Linked DNA regions of Homo sapiens: region 2 is linked to region 1. Evidence: read pairs that join two places in POLR2A ChIA-PET (ENCODE). Cell type or tissue: A673. All regions are shown on one strand. Links, peaks and the distances in the headings refer to the core of each region. The heading gives the core; the rest is flanking DNA.

The links. Peaks named below come from ENCODE experiments on the same cell type or tissue, not always from the same donor. Only the 100,000 strongest peaks of a DNase experiment are listed, where the experiment ranks them.
Region 2: POLR2A ChIA-PET joins it to region 1 with 12 read pairs; 3 of 35 experiments call an interaction of 5 or more read pairs at or near these places.

What each region holds. Positions count from the first base shown.
Region 1 is chr2:65,117,845-65,127,382 of GRCh38, forward strand. The region is part of intron 1 of RAB1A (RAB1A, member RAS oncogene family); the gene reads right to left. Among named protein-coding and RNA genes, the nearest start is that of RAB1A, 7.5 kb to the right of the region's middle. RefSeq lists an enhancer at 9,467-9,538. In A673, for the core only: no CTCF peak of the experiment used is centred there; no DNase peak of the experiment used is centred there.
Region 2 is chr2:65,273,838-65,283,375 of GRCh38, forward strand. No RefSeq gene overlaps it. Among named protein-coding and RNA genes, the nearest start is that of ACTR2, 51 kb to the left of the region's middle. RefSeq lists an enhancer at 1,256-1,923. In A673, for the core only: no CTCF peak of the experiment used is centred there; a DNase peak (open chromatin) is centred at 4,994; H3K27ac peaks cover 878 bases.

The DNA.
Region 1 (9,538 bases), core at 422-8,421:
ACAGGAGTGAGCCACCACAACCAGCCTAAAATGTTAAATTCTTAGAAGTAAGCACATGTAGTAAAGCAGAAACAGCCTATTTGTTGTAGTGGGACATCCAAGCCTTTGAGTTAAAATTCCAATTCAGTTGCTTACTTTGAATGCCCTTGGGCAAGTCATTTAACTCTTCTCTGCCTCTGTTTCCTTGTTTGTAAAACTAGGGCATTTTCTTCATGGGATTATTGTGGCAGTTAAGGGAAATAATGTACACACACAAACTTTCTGTCTGGTGGGAACTCAGTGCTGCTGACCCCACTCAGACAAGCATCAAGTGTTCTGGAGTCCTTCTGGGAGCTCTGTTCCTCTCCAGTTGAATCAACATAACTAAAACTTTCTGTTAACAGAAATTATAGGCCCCTTCCCCAAATCTTTTGCACTATTTTGCCATGCTATTCCGTAAACATATTACAATATTTAACTTGTATTAACTGTTATATTGATTATGCTTGTTTGAACATGAGTCATTTTCTTAATTTGTAAGCAGAGTCCATGTTTTGTAATTTAAAATAAACAACAAAAATTTTAAAAAACAGAAAAAAAAACTCAACTCTTAATATACTCTGATGATAGAGAAAGGCTATTTTCCTTTTTTGTTTGTTTGTTTGTTTTTTTGAGACAGAGTTTTGCTCTGTCGCGCAGGCTGAAGTGCAGTAGCACAATCTCGGCTCACTGCAACCTCTGCCTCCCGGGTTCAAGCAGTTCTCCTGCCTCAGCCTCCCAAGTAGCTGGGACTACAGGCACATGCTGCCACACCCAGCTGATTTTTTGTATTTTAGTAGAGACAGGGTTTCACTGTGTTGCCCAGGCTGGTCTTGAACTCCTGAGCTCAGGCAATCCGCCCACCTCAGCCTCCCAAAGTGCTAGGACTACAGGCGTCAGCCCCCGCACCCGGCCCAAAGGGCTATTTTCTTTACCAAGCCTTCCTCCAAGGTAAAATTCTCCATGTGTGTACCTATGTATATATGTATATACAACCACAAGGAAGATTTGGGTTTTTTAATAAAAAGTTTTTAATGTAGAAAAGGCCAGGTACAGTGGCTCATGCCTGTAATCCCAGCACGTTGGGAGGTCAAAGAGTGAGGATTGCTTGAGCTCAGGAGTTCAAAACCAGCCTGATACAACATGTGAAACCCAGTCTCTACAAAAAAAGAGAAAAAAGAAAAAAAATACAAAAACTGCCAGGCATGGGTGTGTGTCTATATTCCTAATTACTCCAGGGGCTGAGATGGGAGGATCACCAGAGCCTGGGAAGTCCAGGCTGCAGTAAGCCATGATCTCACCACTGTACTCCAGCCTGGGTGACAGAGTGAGACCCTGTCTCAAAAATAAAAAGTTCTTGAGGCCTGGTGTGGTGGCTCACACCTGTAATCCCAGCACTTTGGGAGGCCAAGGCAGGCAGATCACCTGAGGTCAGGAGTTCGAGACCAGCGTGGTCAACATGGTGAAACCCAGTCTCTACTAAAAATACACAAAATTAGCCGGGCATGGTGGTGGGTGCTTGTAATCCCAGCTACTCAGGAGGCTGAGGCAGGAGAATCGCTTGAACCTGGGAGGCAGAGGTTGCAATGACCCGAAATCGAGCCACTGCACTCCAGCCTGGGTGGGAGGCAGAAGTTGCAATGACCCGAAATCGAGCCACCACACTCCAGCCTGGGCGACAGAGCTAGACTCTGTCTCAAAAAAAAACAAAAAAACAAAAACAAAAAAAAACAAAAAAACCCTATCAGAATGAATCAAATCATATATAAACTAGCACCCAGAACCTGACCAAATACAAAGAAAAGTGTGATTCACTGCTTAAATTAAATTAGAACACTTGTGTTAGTAGAGAATAAGCTCAGCCTGGCGCAGTGGCTCACAGCTGTAATCCTAGCACTTTGGGAGGCTAAGGTAGGAGGACTGCTTGAGCCAAGGAGCCAGAGACAAGCCTGGGTAACATGGGGAGATCCTGTCTCTACAAAAAAAAAAAAAAAAAAAAAAAAATTAATTAATTAAAAAATAAAAATAAAAAAGAGAGTAAGTTAGCTCGGCTCAAAAAAGCCTGGTGAAGATGCCTAATTTGGAGTTCAGATTTCACTAGCTTTAGTAAGTAAGAAATCCAACTGCTCTTCATCAGGCAGATGCTAACCACCAATCTACACATAAAGCACTACATAATTATCCACATTATATATTTCACAAAATTGTTTCAAATGGCCTTTTATAAATTTAGCTATTTGACTATTTTTATAAATTTCATCTAACCCACTTTAAGACTAACATCTTAAACTCCACATTTTAAAACTCAAATTAGGCCGGGAACAGTGGCTCACACCTGTAATCCCAGCACTTTGGGAGGCCGAGGCGGGAGGATCACAAGATCAGGAGTTTGAGACCAGCCTGGCCAATAAGGTGAAACTCCGTCTTTACTATAAATACAAAAAATTAGCTGGGCGTGGTGGCGCAGCCTGTAATCCCAGCAACTTCAGAGGCTGAGGCAGGAGAATCACTTGAACCTGGGAGGTGGAGGTTGCAGTGAGCCAAGATCACACCACTACACTCCAGCCTGGGGGACAAAGCGACACCTTGTCTCAAAAAAAAAAAAAAAAAAAAAAAAACTCAAATGAGTTTGGGATACCAGATTTAAAGCTAAGCTTTGTCACTCTCAGATTTTCACATTTTAATATTGATAATGATAGTTAACATTCTCTTTTCTGTTTTCAATCTCCTAAATCAAGTATTCTTAATCTGAGGTTCATGAACAGCCTTGGTGTGAACTGCCTATAACTTTATGCAAAATGTTATATGAGTATATAGACACAAAGGGAGCAGATGCATCAAATGTAACGTGAGTATGGCTACACGACCATAAATGGGTTAAATGTAACAGTCCCAAATCAAGATACCAGAAAATATCTATAAGGAGAGTAGAAAGGACAAAGAGTAATTCCACTTAAGTACTATTATTATACAAAGGAAATACATTCAGAGAAATTAAATCCATCATTGTTCTTGGAAAACATGAATTACATAATTCACTGAGTTTCACTGTTGAAGATCACTAGTTTGAGACGCAGACTGCACAAAATGCCCTATGTAAAGACCATAGATGGCCAAGTGAGGTGGGTCACACCTGTAATCCCAACACTTTGAGAGGCTCAGGCAGGAGGATCACTTGAGCCCAGGTGTTCGAGACCAGCATAGGCAACATAGCGACATCTCATCTCTTAAAAAAAAATTAGCCAGGCATGGTGCCAGTTACTCAGGAGGCTGAGACAGGAGGATCACTAGAGTACAGGAGGTTGAGACTGCAGTGAGCCATGACTGTGCTACCACCACTCCAGCCTGGGAGACAGAGCTAGATCATGTCTCGAAAAAAAAAAAAAAAAAAACCATAGCCACGTGGCTGGCACCGAGTAAGTGCTAAATAGCACCTAGTATTATTAAAAAGTGATGTTTCCAAAAGAATGGTCCCTCTTGTGAATAAAGGCATGCATATTTAACACTACTTGTCCTAATTAGGAAATCTACAAGCATAGAACACAGTAAACTTAACTGGAACCTATCACAACCTTGGATTTAATAAAGCAGTGTAGGGTGTTCCAGCCAATTGAGCCAACCTGTCACAGAAGTACCAAGGAAAACTATTTCCTACTTCTTCTGTACCCTATCTCTCACATGTTTCAGTCAGCCAACAAACTAACACTTAGTTCTCTGGCTCCTCAGGACCATTTTTCCCCTGAATATCATTCCACCATTACCCTATTAATAATCTGCAACACTCCCAGGGTGGTTCCAAAGAAAGGCCAAGACCTAAATTTTCTTCCCTAAATTACATTCCAGATATCAAAGCAGTAATCTCAGCCCCACCTTCTATAGGGAAACAAAGGAATAGTCTAATTGCTCCCCTCTCCCTCTAAAGCGGGGGCCGGGGGGGAGTCTGGGCATTTTGCCTAATTCTCAAAGGAAAATTCCAAAATGTAGTGGCGACAAAGTGGTAAAAAGCTGATAAGCAGCCAAACGTAGTGGCTCACGCCTGTAATCCTAGCACTTTGGGAGACCAAGGCAGGCGGATCACCTGAGGTCAGGAGTTGGAGACCAGCCTGGCCAACATGGTGAAACCCCATCTCTACTAATATAAAAATTAGCTGGCCGTGGTGGTGGACGCCTGTAGTCCCAGTTACTCAGGAGGCTGAGGCAGAAGAAATGCTGGAACCCGGGAGACAGACGTTGCAGTAAGCCAAGATTGTGCCACTGCACTCCAGCCTGGGTGACAGAGCAAGACTCTATCTCAAAAAAAAAAAAAAAAAAAAAAAAAAAAAAGCTGGTAAGCTACACATTTAAAATACCTCATGCACTGGCACACTACACCCATTTTCAGTTTTTCTTCATCTTAAGACACTCAGCCAAGCGTGGGGCTCATGCCTATAATCCCAGCACTTTGGGAAGCTGAGGCAGGTGGATCTCGAGACCAGGAATTTGAGACTAGCCTGGGGCAACATATTGAAATCCCATCCCTACAAAAAATACAAAAAAAAAAAAAAAATTAGCCAGGTGTGGTGGCACGCGCTTGTATTCTCAGCTACTCAGGAGGCTGAGGTGGGAGGATCACTGAAACCCGGCTAGGAGTTGGAGGCTATAGTAAGTTATGATTGCATCACTGCACTGTAGCCTGCGTGACAGAGTAAGACCCTATATCTCAAAAAACAGACACTCAAAGTTGATTAGCAAATTTTTTTTAAATCTCAAAACGTTAAGAAGCATCTTATTTTACCCTAAACATGTTCATATATTAGGAAAGTATATAGCTTGCCACAAAAGAAAGCTATTCTGGCCAGACGTGGTGGCTCACGCCTGTAATCTCAGCACTTTGAGAGGCAGAGGCAGGTGGATCACAAGGTCAGGAGATCATCCTGGCTAACACAGTGAAACCCCATCTCTACTAAAAAATGCAAAAATTTAGCTGGGCCTGGCGGCGGGCACCTGTAGTCCCAGCTAATCGGGAGGCTGAGGCAGGAGAATGGTGTGAGCCCAGGAGGCAGAGCTTGCAGTGAGCCCAGATCACACCACTGCACTCCAGCCTGGGCAACAGAACAAGACTCCGTCTCAGACAAAAAAAAAAAAAAAAAAAAAGCAAGCTCTTCTTTACTATCCAAAATAAAACTGAACTATTCAAACTACAAATAGTGAAACCATCACATAGGTATAGTCAAAACTACCCAGAAGAGAAAACACACACATACACAACACACAGCCAACAGATTGCTATGGAAGGTGAATATAGCAGGATGTTAGCACATACGTAAATTTTTTTTTTTTTTTTTTTGAGACAGAGTCTCGCTCTGTCGCCCAGGCTGGAGTGCAGTGGCGCGATCTCGGCTCACTGCAAGCTCTGCCTCCCGGGTTCAAATGATTCTCCTGCCTCAGCCTCCCAAGTAGCTGGGACTACAGGCGCCTGCCACCACGCCCAGCTAATTTTTTGTATTTTTAGTAGATGGGGTTTCACCGTGTTAGCCAGGATGGTCTCGATCTCCTGACCTCGTGATTCGCCCACCTCGGCCTCCCAAAGTGCTGGGATTACAGGGCACATACATAAATTATTAAGATTGCTTCCAGAATTAAAAAGACCAAGATACCTGAGAAATAAAATTACTCAGAAAGCAAAATTCCCTTTAAAAGCCAAGTAGAAGCCAGGCGCGTGGCTCACACAAGTAATCCCAGCAATTTGGCTGAGGTGGGTGGATCACGAGGTCAGGAGTTTGAGGCCAGCCTGGCCAACATAGTGAAACCCTGTCTCTACTAAAACTACAAAAATTAGCCGGGTGTGGTGGCACACACCTGTACTCCCAGCTACTTGAGAGGCTGAGGTGGAAGAATCACTTAAACCTGGAAGGCGGAGGTTGCAGTGAGCCGAGATCACGCCAACGCACTCCAGTGACAAAGTGAGACTCTGTCTCAAAAAGAAAAAAAAAGAAGCCAAGTAGAGAACTGGCAAGGAAGATTTGATTTTGAAGCACTTCCATCTTTAAGACAACGTTAAAAAAAAAAACTAAACTAAAATATTTGATGGTTAAAAACTGTCTAACATCCCTCATTTTAACTTAATTTGATTAAAGGGGGAAATTTTTATTTTTTATTTTTTTGAGACAGAATCTCACTCTGTCACCCAGGCTGGAGTGCAGTGGCCAATCTTGGCTCACGGCAACCTCTTTTTCCCAGATTCAAGCGATTCTCTTGTCTCAGCCTCCTCAGTAGCTTGGGACTACAAGCGCACACCACCACGCCTAGCTAATTTGGTGTTTTTAGTAGAGGCAGGGTTTCACCACATTGGCCAGGCCGGTCTAGAACTGACCTCAAGTGATCTGCCTGCCTCGGCCTCCCAAACTGCTATTACAGGCGTGAGACACCTCGCCCAGCCAAAAGCGGGAAATTTTTTAATGCAAAATTTCAGGCTGGACATGGTGGCCCACCCAGTGCTTTGGAAGGATCGCTTGAGGCCAGGAGTTTGAGACCAGCCTGCACAACATAGGAGGCACAGTCGCTACAAAAAAATTTTTAATGTGAAATTTCAGTTGTTATCTTCATTTTATTTTACTTTATTTTGAGACAGAGTCTTGCTCTGTCGCCCAGGCTGGAGTGCAGTGGCGCAATCTCAGCTCACTGCAATGCCCACCTCCAGGGTTCAAGAGATTCTCCCGCCTCAGCTTCCCAAGCAGCTGGGACTACACGCAGGCACGACCACACCCAATTAATTTTTCTATGCTTAGTAGAGACAGGGTTTTGCCATGTTGGCCAGGCTGGTCTCAAACTCCTGACCTCAGGTGATCTACCGCCTGGGCCTCCCAAAGTGCTGTGATTATAGGCATGAGCCACTGTGCCAGGCCTCAGTTCTTATCTTTAAATGATCCTACAAGATTATCTCATCATCTCATTCACACAAAATTCTCAATATATATATTTTAAAGGTTTTATACAACTACTGAATACTTAAATTACCGGAAGAATTACAGATGGTGATATTCTATAGACATTTAAAAAATCATATTCTGGACAATGAGAATACTAGTTATCTTTCTTCTTTAAACTTTTCTGAGTTTTTCAAACCACCACCAAAAGTCACAAAGACAACCTGCTTTCACTTTCAAACACTTAAGTTTTGTTAAAAATTATTTGAAACACAATGCAAGCAAAAAAAAAAAAAAAGGTCAAATGTTTCTTGAGTATAACATGAAAGAAGAGCAAAGTCTGAAAGACTGATAACATTTTCAGAGATTCTGGAGCCATGATATACTTAAGGGGATGGGGGCTAAAAATAAGGTAAATACTTTAAACTTTTTCTGCATTAAAGAATTATAGTTGATCTAAGTAGACTACTATATTTCTTCCTACTATAGTTAGCTGGTATACTGAAGACAGGTAGACATGCTTTATTCTTAACACATTCCTTAAAGATGAACCAATCAAAATTATTTTCTTGACACTAAAAAAATCCACTGGAAGCCAGTGGATTATGAAAAATGTTATGAGAATAATCACGAGAATAATGTTAAGTATTTCTTTCTTTTTTTTTTTTTTTTTTTGAGGAGTCTCACTCTGTCCCTCAGGCTGGAGTGCAGTGGCATGATCTGGACTCACTGCAGCCTCCGCCTCCCAGGTTCAAGTGACTCTCCTGCCTCAGGTTCCTGAGTAGCTGGAATTACAGGCGTGCACCACCACACCCAGCTAATTTTTGTATTTTTAGTAGAGGCAGTGTCTCATCATGTTGGCCAGGCTGGTCATGACCTCAAATGATCCGCCCACCTCGGCCTCCCAAAGTGCTGAGATTACAGGCGTGAGCCACTGCGCCTGGCCATGTTAAGCATTTCTTAATGTGCTGAAATAATCACTGCCTGCTTCAAAACGTAGCTCAAAAAAAATCCACATTTTTCTTCAGATCCTCAAAAAAAAGCTTTAACCCTTTCTATCTACTTTTTTAACTGTTCAGATTACACTTTCAATTGCCTTTTTTTTTTTTTTTTTTTTTTTTTTGAGACAAGTCTTGCTCTGTTGCCCAGGCTGGAGTGCAATGGTGTGATCTCGGCTCACTGCAACCTCCACCTCCGAGGTTCAAGAGATTGTCCTGCCTCAGCCTCCCGAGTAGCTGGGATTACAGGCGCCAGCCAACACACCCAGATAATTTTCTGTATTAGTAGAGATAGGGTTTTGCCATATTGGCCAGGCTGGTCTTGAACTCCTGACCTTAGGTGATCCACCTGCTTCAGCCTGATCAACATTAGAGATGGCTGGGTACTCTATACAAAAATTAGCTGGTTATGGTGGCAAATGCCTGTAATCCCAGCTACTCAGGAGACCAAGGCAGGAAAATCGCTTGAACCCAGGAGGCAGAGATTGCAGTGAGCCAAGATCGCGCCACTGCACTCCAGCCTGGGTGACAGAGTGAGACTCCATCTCGAAAAAAAGAAAAAGAAAAGAAAACAAAAACAAAAAAAAACACAAACAGCCAGGCACAGTGGCTCACGCCTGTAATCCCAACACTTTGGGAGGCCAAGGCCCGGGCGACAGAGCAAGATTCCGTCTCAAAAAAAAAACAAAACAAACAAAAAAAGTAATACAGCTACCAACTCTTATGTAAACCAATATAAATCTAAAAATTCTGTTGCTTCAGAATCTTTTTTCTCAAGATCCCATTTTCACTACCAAATTTAGCAGAACCCATTAACAAAGATTATAAATTTCTAAAAGAAACAATATAAATTGGTAATGATAAACCAAAGTAACTTAAGGAACATCTGGAGTACATTTGTAAACATTAGCTAATATACCATTGTTAGTTATTAAGATAACATACTGGAAGCAGGAAAAGCATCCACCCATTAAAGTTTTAATTGAAGAGAAAGCAAGACTTTGGAGTTTGGAACAAGATGTTAAAAACGAATGAGCTTGTATTTGCGTGATAAAACACTAAAGAACTTTTCTTTCTTTCCTTTATTTTCCAAATTTTCTCTAATTACTTTTATAAAGATAACAAGCTTCATTAAAACAAAAAGAAACTGCTTAAGTCAGATTACTAAAAATCTGATTGCTCACTGCCCTTGTGACCTCCCCTAATAAAATATCCCTCACTTCCTCTCACCCTAAGTAATTTTCACTAACACTTTTGCAAAGGTTTTCTCAAATTCCTGTATTATTTTACTAAACAGTCTAGAATACAAATATAGTAGGCCAGATACCCATGTATTTGATCCCAGAAAAAATATAAAAACTGTTTCTGGGTTTGATCCCTTTGAGGTCATTAGTCTTCAAAAGAAAGGATGATTTGACACCGTATTTACTTATTAATTACTGTCCTTGTCATTTATGAGCCATTCCTCCTTCTTCTCCCCCTTGAAAATTCCTAGTCACTCCCTCTGTTCCTCCAAATCTAATTGCTGATAAATCCCTTTCAGGTCTCTCTTCTATAAAGTCTTCCAAAACCCAGATAGCCAACCACAACCCACCATCCCCCTGAAATCTTGTTGCT
Region 2 (9,538 bases), core at 825-8,824, 160 kb after region 1:
TGTAATCCCAACAATTTGGGAGGTCGAGGCAGGCGGATCACTTGAGGTCAGGAGTTTGAGACCAGCCTGGCCAACATAGCAAAACCTGTCTCCACTAAAAATACAAAAAATTAGGTGTGGTGGCGCATACCTGTAATCCCAGCTACTCAGGAGGCTGAGGCAGGAGAATTGCTTAAACCCAGGAGACAGAGGCTGCAGTGAGCCAACATCATGCCACTGCACTCCAGCCTGGGCAACAGAGCGAGACTCCATCTCAATAATAATAATATATAAAAATCTAAGGGTTTCCTGAGTTGTTAATTCTTATATTTTCATATTTTCTTATGTTTACATGTATATATTCTTATATTTTTATATTTTGTGACAACTTAGTGTTTGAAGAGTAAGAAATTTGGGCCTAAATGAGGCTCAGTTGTTAAATTGATAATACACATTTGACCCCTTTATTGGAAACCTACAATTTACCTCCAGATGTGTTTTTTTTTTCCCTGCTAACTTAGATCTACATTTGAAAGCTTCTGGCATTAATTAATTTTTATTTAAGAGCTATTAGGAAGGAGTGGAACCTAAACTATGGTGACAATTTAAAGGACCTTGATTCAAAGAATCAATTAAGGAGGCTGTCCTCTTTGTTTTGCTTTTACTTAGTAGTTTAGGTGGAATTCAAGCAGATAATATTCAACCTCTAAGTTCCCTGCTTACACAACTTGGAATTCTAAAGGAGTCTCTAAAATGAAAACATCCCACAGGAAGTGATGTAGCTAAAGTATGATTATCTGTATTTTTAAAACAAATTACTTGTCCTTCAAATGTCTTTTTCAGTATGGGGTCAGAATCACATGTTCCTTTTGTTAAAAATGCAGGCTCTTAGGCGGGGCGCGGTGGCTCACGCCTGTAATCCCAGCACTTTGGGAGGCCAAGGCAGTGGGGGATCACCTGAGGTCAGGAGTTCGAGACCAGCCTGATCAACACGACAAAACCCTGTCTCTACTAAAAGTACAAACCGGGCATGGTGGCGGTCGCCTGTAATTCCAACTATTCCTACTCAGGAGGCTGAGGCAGGAGAATGGCTTGAACCCAGGAGGTGGAGGTTACAGTGAGCTGGGATCAGCCACTGCACTCCAGCCTGGGTGACAGAGCGAGACTCCATCTTAAAAAAAAAAAAAAAAAAAAAAAAGCAGGCTTCCTTGAGCCCCACTCTGGACCACCGAATGGAGCCTGAGGGTTTGCTTGTTTTCCAACTCTTCCCCCACAACTCTCATACTCCTGTTTTAGGGGCTAAGAGGACAGTCAGGCTTCAAAGTATGAACCACTCTCCTGGGCCCACACCTGCAATGCCCTTCTTTCCTCCTCTTCCTGGGGAAAACTAGGGCTTTTAGCAGATGGGTTCAGAAGTGACACAGGAAGCAGCCCTGGGAAGCCGGAACCACTTAGAGACCATCTTTTGCCAGTGTGCTGACCTCTGCTCCACCTCCCCCAAATGGATCTTCAGTTCAAATGGATGATAAACACCTTTTCATTAAAAAGGCCAGTTCTGGGATGGTTAAAGCACCATCAGTCATTTACACATCCATTTGTATTAAAAGGAAATCCAGAGACTCACACTGACGCCTAGGGGAGATTAGCAGCTCTTTGTGATGTAAGTGAAAGGAAGGTCTGTAACTTTGGCCTAAGGAGTGCATTGGAGAAAATTGGTAGGTTCCTGAGGAAATTCAGTTTTTAGAGCAAGCTCACTTTTTAGGGCAAGCTCACCTTGGTAGATGAGAGTTGAGTGCTGGAAGTGGTAAAATAACCAAAGCAAACTGCTCATTTCAACATTCCTTTCTCCTCGCTTCCGACTTGCAGTGTTCCAGCTTCCTGAACTCAAGCTAGTACAGCTAATGCTACAAGTTTAGCTGCTTGATACATGAAAGTGATTTATAATCAGGCCAAGAAACCAACCTACCAGATGTAGCTTTACTTTTAGAGAGCATGTATGTATTTCAAGTTCTATGCAACTGACAAATGAACTTTTGGATGCAACTTGTTCAAAAGTGGAAGTATTGAATTGTTTATGGTGACCAACAGTCCACACATTAATGACTGCTATAATTATGTTTCTTATGATATCAAAACTGACATGGTCCCCTAATACAGAATGCAGTTCATAATGTGGATTTGGGGAGTGCCAGTGTTCACCATTTGTGTTTTTGAAACACAAGGTATAGGTGGTGTGAGGAAAACTATCTTCTGACTTTAAGCTACTATTTTTTAAATGGTATGACAACTTTATGTTGATTTCTTTTGGTTAATCCGACCAGTCTTAGTGTTGCATGAAAATGATCTTCATCATTTCCATTTCATAGCAACTCTTTTATGCCTTAAACATTTTTTTTCTGTTCATACCATTCAAAAGAAGCTAAGATTTGTGGTGTGAGCCAACACAAATCCTCCCTCAGGTGCTTTAATAACAGTAAGACAGGCTTCCTTGAATATCCTAAATGAAAGCTTTGTTTTGTTGCACTTTTGAACAAATACGTGAAGAGAATGATTTATGTAATGAAATTCCATGTTTTAAGAGTCTAAAGAGGATTGGATTTATGGTTCTTCCACCCCCATCCCCACCATTGAAACTAGAAAACTTGTGACTTTGGCCCAGATCGCAAAAACCTTTGCTGCTCCCAAGTTCCCTGAACTGTTAGGATAAAATAGAATACTAAAGAGTACCTTAAACTCAGAAGGCATGATTTGCTAACTGTCAACCTAAACCAAATGGCAGCTCACACCACTAGCTGATTTTATTCAGAAGATAGGGCTAAAGGAGAAACTTTTCCCACTAAATTTCAGTACAGTTACTACTTTCAAGAATACACCCTGTTTTCTTCAGGCTCTGAGCTTGTCTGCTGAAATAATTAGCTGTGAGGCAGACAGGGAAAGAATTGCATCTGCAAAAAGCAGGAAGACAAGGTCAAGAGAAGAGGAGGCAGCTTGACTCACAGCTGCCCACCCTGCAGAGGAGCAGAGCTTGCCAAGAATATCCACATTGATTTATGGAGAAAAAATCAGGAAACCATTCACCCCAGATAGCTTGGATTTGTGACAATATCAGTGTAAACGATTTCCATTTAGACTGTGAATTCCGAGTCTCCGTAGGTGCTCCATTTTTTCCCACCTTCGCCCCTTCTCCGAGCATTTCTAGCAACACTCGGGCCAGTGATTCTCAAACTTTGGGGTGCCTGAGACTCTCTTGAGCTAGTGACAATGCAGATACCTGGCTCCACTTCCAGAAATTGAGGTGACACTCTTAGGAAGGGGTCTTTTGCACTTAGAAAAATGTGAATCAGAAACCAGGGAAATTTTGTAAGAATTAAGCTACAGACTAAATGATATTAATAAAAAATCTTGGTATGTTTGTACAGAAGGTTTCACTTAATTAGGAGTTTCCTAAGAGAATGAAGGCAAAGGCTTTTCCGCCTGGGGACTCTTGAGACTCTTCGGGCTTACTCTCCAGGGTGCCACTGTATACCTTGAGAAAACTGCTGGCTTGCTTCATTCTTGTGCCTAATCTTGCTCACAAAGGAACATGCTACCAGTCTCATCTGCTTCCAAAGGGCTTTGTTTCAAATCCCTTTTGGAAAAGGGGTGCATTTTTCTGCCTTGGTTTACTGCCTTTTGGAGAACAAGAATGCATCTCAAACGTGTTTATTGAACTTTTAAAGTTCCTTGACTTTCTGCGGGCAGAGCCAACCATGGTCTTCAGACCCTACGTTAATTAAGAGAGCTAAAAAGGAAGCAATGAGAACAACAGCGAGGACACGACAAAGCTGTAAGGTCACCATTTATGAGTGTCTGTGAAGTGCCAGGCACTGTACCTTAAGCATTTGCCAGCATTCTCACTTAATGCAAGTAGGAATTATCACCACTTTGTAGATGAGGAGACTGAGACTTAAGAGGTAAAGTAACAAGAACAAAGACTCAGAGCTAAGAAGCTGTAGAGCCAGAGTGGGGCTCAAGCATCTTCCTGACTATACAACCGTTGCTTTTCCAACACCCATTGATGGCTCTGTGTGGTGGTCATTGAGCCCTGTCCTATTTCAAAGCCTTGATCAGTTTAGGAGGCTGTCTTGACCCTGCGCCTCATCACAGGCCTTGGGAAAAGCACTTGTCCTTTGTGTGCCTTAATTTAACTCAGTGAGTCAAGTGCCCCAAGCCTGGAGTGGTTGGCGTCCCAAGTGCCATTTGAAAAGTGCTTTGATATGAAGTGCCCACAAGGGCTTGCTCTTCTGTTGATAGCAAACCATTTCCATGAAGAAACTTAAGTGGAAGCTCTGGGAGTGAACGAGTGAAAGGAGTGTTGGCTACAGGCATTTGGATCCAGAGGAGCTTGTCCCACTTTTAGGAGTGATCAGTTGAGGCTTTTTTCCCCTTGGTAGGTTTAATTTTTGACCAGCAGGTGTACACTGTGGTCCAAGGCCCCGGATTTGGCTCAGAGCTTCATAAATGAGTCAGTGGAGTTTATAAACTCTCCACTTGCAAGAGGAAGGCAAGAAATGGAAAGAATGACAGTTACTAAGGTTAGCAGTGGCCCCTGGAATCCAAGTGGCCCTTGAGAAGAACACTTGGGGAGGGGAAGCATTTGAATCACCTACATCTGCTAAGAACTTGTCCTGTGTTTTGGGAACGTTCTGAGAATGGCGACTACATGAGCTAGCTCTCAGACCAGCTGTCTTCAGAGGGGACCACCTAATGGGAGGCCGACCGTAGAGGCTAAAACATGCAAGTTACCGCCTGGGAGACGGTAACAACGCTTCCATGCAGAACAGCTGTGTGTTACTTTAAAAGCAGCTAATTTCACTATCTGAATTCAAGGATGTTTCCCAGATCTCCATGCTGTGAATAGCAGTGTTGTTTGAGATGGCCATTATTGCTTACATCCTCCTCGAGCCAGGAGCAGAGGGAGGAGCCTGGATCTGGGTCTCCTGTCCCACTGCAGCAAGAGGACATGATTAGTGGTTAGCCTATCTCTAAAAGCCCTGGGGAGCTGAGTGTAGGAAGGAAGGAAGGAAGTTGTGTAGGATAAACAAAACAAAGCAAAACCCCAAAAAGCCACAAGAAAGTACTTCAGATGTGCAAGAATCTGTAATTCACATACTCATGGGATAGTTGAGGGTTAGGACCTGGATTAAATGTTTTCACATGGAATGGGAATACCAAGAACAAAGCAACTGAAGAGTGGGGCGACTGGCTTGGTTTTAAAGAGTCCTGGAAACAGAGTCCTCTTATTGTTTCTGGATGTTTAGACACATCAAGGCCGACATATAAATTGTTTTAAAATAGTATCTGTTCTCAGTCTCACATGCAAAAAAAAAAAAAAAGGAAAAATATATCTAGCAAGTTTTACCATAAGATCATTGCTAATTTGCCTTTAGTTTCCCATGACAAGATTCAACAGTTTGATAATCTCGTGGAAAATAATTCACTTTTTAAGAAAATGTGGTTTAAAAGAAGTGAATATACTGATAACTATGAAAGCCTCTCTTGAGTAAGGCAGTATTTTAGAGTAACTGGACTGGTTGCTGCATGGCAACCTTCACAATTCAACGAGTTTTTTGTTCGTTCGTTTGTTTGTATTTTGAGACAAAGTCTCGGTCTGTAGCCCAGGCTGGAGTGCAGTGATGTGATCTCAGCTCACTGCAACCTCCGCCTCCTGGGTTCAAGCGATTCTCCTGCCTCAGCCTCCCGAGTAGCTGGGATTACAGGCACGCACCACTGCGCCTTTTTTTTGTATTTTTGCTAACTTTTTTTTTGTATTTTTAGTAGAGACGGGGTTTCACCATGTTGGCCAGGCTCGTGTTGAACTCCTGACCTCAGTAATCTGCCTGCCTCAGCCTCCCAAAGTGCTAGGATTACAGGCGTAAGCCACCGCGCCTGGCACAATTCAATGTTTTTAAAATAAAAAAGATTTGTCAGGGCTTCCCAAACCTCAAAGATGGGTTTTCTCAGTATCTTAATGGTCATTTAGACGGAACCAAACAAATACCTTTAAAAAGTAGGAGTGGCGGGCATTTTAGTAGGCTGCTAAATATCTCAATATCAAATGCACCAAGGATTACTAAGCCAAATTGTATGCCGTAGTTGGAAGTGTTAGCCTTGTGCAGCTGTTCTTGTGAAGGGCTTGGGGGCCAGCTCCTGTGGGAGCCAAGGATTTTTTTTTGCAGGTTTTGTCATGTATATGTGTTAAATTAGTTTGGAGAAGATCTGTCAGGTTTAACTTGGTGATGATTTTTTAAAAAATCAGTTCATGGCCGGGCGCGGTGTCTCACACCTGTAATCCCAGCACTTTGGGAGGCCGAGGCGGGCTGATCACGAGGTCAGGAGATCGAGACCATCCTGGCTAACACAGTGAAACCCCGTCTCTACTAAAAGATACACAAAAATAGCCGGGCATAGTGGCGGGCGCCTGTAGTCCTAGCTACTCGGGAGGCTGAGGCAGGAGAATGGCGTGAACCCGAGAGGTAGAGCTTGCAGTGAGCCGGGATTGCGCCACTGCACTCCAGCCTAGGTGACAGAGCGAGACTCCGTCTCAAAAAAAAAAAAAAATATCAGTTCATGACAATGTTACAGTTTGCGCAAAATAAGCACATTTGTAATTTCGTATGTATTAAATTGACTTCCTAGGAGACAAATCTTTTTTCCTCACTGGATAACATTATTTTATCTTGTGTTAGTTACAATCATTTGACCATAAAGCTTACCTGTAAGGGGGCTCTGTTGTTTAAAGATTTCAAGTTGCACTTCCTAAGTCAAACGGTGATGGGGTAAAGCAACTTCCCAAGGCGTTCCGTTCTCAAGTTAGAGAACTGGAAAGGCACTGGAGTACGGTTCCCTCCTTCCCTTTTTAAAGTAGCCCTCGACTGGGTGCAGTGGCTCACGCCTGTAATCCCAGCACTTTGGGAGGCCGAGGCGGGCAGATCACCCGAGGTCCGGAGTTTGAGACCAGCCTGACCAACATGGAGAAACCCCATCTCTACTAAAAATACAAAGTTAGCCGGGCTTGGTGGCAGATGCCTGTAATCCCAGCTACTCGGGAGGCTGAGTCAGGAGAATTGCTTGAACCCAGGAGGCGGAGGTTGCAGTGAGCCGAGATTTGCACCATTGCACTCCAGCCTGGGCAACAAGAGCGAAAGTCCGTCTCAAAATAAAATAAAATAAAATAAATTTAGAAAGCAGCCCTCGACTCATGCCCGTGGCTCATGCCTGTAATCCCAGCACTTTGGGATGCCGAGTTGTGTGGATCTTTTGAGCTCAGGAGTTCGAGACCAGCCTGGGCGAGACAGCGAAACCCCATCTTTACAAAAAATACAAAAATTCAGCAGGCATTGTACTGTGCGCCTGTACTCTGAGCTACTTGGGACGCTGTGGTGGGAGAATGGCTTGAGTCGTGGGGGTGGAGGTTGCCGTGAGCCGAGATTCTGCCACTGCAGTCCAGTCCAGGCATCAGAGCCAGATTCTGTTTCAAAAAAATAATAAAGTAGCCCTCAAAAGTGACATTTAAAATTACTTGTATTTGGCCGGCCAGGTGTGGTGTCTCATGCCTGTAATCCCAGCACTTTGGGAGGCCGAGGTGGGCGGATCACCTGAGGTCAGGAGTTCGAGACCAGCCTGGCCAACATGATGAAACCCTGTCTCTACTAAAAATACAAAAAATTAGCCGGGTGTGGTGGTGCACGCCTGTAGTCCCAGCTACTTGGGAGGCTGAGGAAGGGGAATCACTTGAACCCAGGAGGTGGAGGTTGTAGTGAGCTGAGGTTGCACCACTGCACTCCAGCCTGGGCAACAAGAGCAAAACTCTGTCTCAGAAAAAAAAAAAAAAAATTACTTGTATTTGCATGAAAATCACTGAGTTTCAAATCTGAAGTGTTCTTCAGAGTTCTAACGTGTAAGAACACAGAGTACTATGATATTTCCCCAAGAGTATTCTGTGAGTCCCAGCTAAATGCCCTATATCCCAAGTGTGCTTTGTGGTTTAAAGAGTTAGAGAAATGCTGCAGAAACCTTCCCTGCAGCATACTAAAGTCTCAGAGATGTCCTGCAGGGAGAAAACCCAGCCGACTTTATTCAGCAAGGGATCTCTTTCTGTTTCTCTCTCTCTCTCTCCCCCTTTCTCTGTCTCTGTGTGTGTGTCTTTCCTTTCTCTCTCTCTCCCCCTCCTTCACTCCGTCCATATCCCTCCCTCTCCCTCTCTGTCCCTCTTTCCCTTTTCCTTTCTCTTTCTTCCCCCACTCTTCCTCCCTCCCTCTCCCTCTCCACTTTTTTACCTCCCCTCCCCCTCCCCCTCCTCTCTCTCTTCCCCTCTTCCTCACACCCTCCCTCTGTGGCCCACCGCCTATTAGCACTATGCAAAGCACATTCTGGGAAATCTGGGTCCTAGCCAGTAGGACAGCTGTAGTAGCTATGGTGAAATTTCACATTTCTGGGCCCTGCCTGTTTCCTCCTTTGTCAACAGCAGGTTTCCAGGTGCTAGGAATTGTCATCACTCACACTCCCTTCCTCAAGGGTTTGCTTTAGAACTAAGATTCAAGGATTATCGATGTTTTTAATATAAGAATAAGCTGTAGAATGCCAAACAACAGCAGATAGGAGGAGAGAGAAGACTAAAACTATAACTGACAAATACATTAGACTAATGAATGCAAAGAAAACCTAGAAACTGGGAGGTTATTAGTGGACATTGGTCATGACTTGTGGCCACCAACCATGGTTTGAATTCTCTTCCCATGATTAGGGATTTTTCTACATTACAAATCTTGCTTCCCTGAGGCAGAAGTCCACAACTCACCCTTCTAGCTTTTCTTGTAGCAAAGATCTGCCCGTTAGACACTCCCACTCCAGAAGCAGCTACCCAGAGGAATTGTTTCCTAGCCAGGGGTCACCACAGGCCTGGGGTTTTGAAGCAGAGCTGGGCAAGGCACTTGGTATTCAGTGCCCAGTGTCAGGGGTGTGAGTGGCAGAGACGATGTCCAGGAGGGGAGGTGGTAGGAGTCACTGCTGAAGGCCCACAGCATGGTTGGGCCTTGGTCATGACTGGGTGTCCTCCAGCTGGACTCTGCGGCAACCTGGAGATTCTGTGAACTCCTACATATTCTTTACTAGTTTATTTCTGCTTAAATCATCCAGGGCAGGGTAGGGTTTGTTGCTTGCAGCTAAGACCCTGACTAATATAGGTAAATCCTGACAATATCTGGCTGGGATGCAATTCTGTCTTAAGGAAGCCAGTGCTTGGCAATGAAAGACACTGGATAGTTCCAAAACATTTAGTTCAGCAATATAGAGTGTGTTTCTTCTCTCACATGTCCAAGGTAAGAGCTCTATGTGCCATATGTAGCAGGAGCTCAATATTTATCAAATTAAAGTCAGCTTTCTCAAAAGAGAGGTGCCATCTATTTGTTCAGTCCCTTCATCCAGTGGAATGAGATTCTGACTTAAGATTTCCATGGGAGCAGAAGGTGAAAAGAGCAGACAGTGTGCTCAGCTATATCCTGCCGAGTTTGCTTTTGCA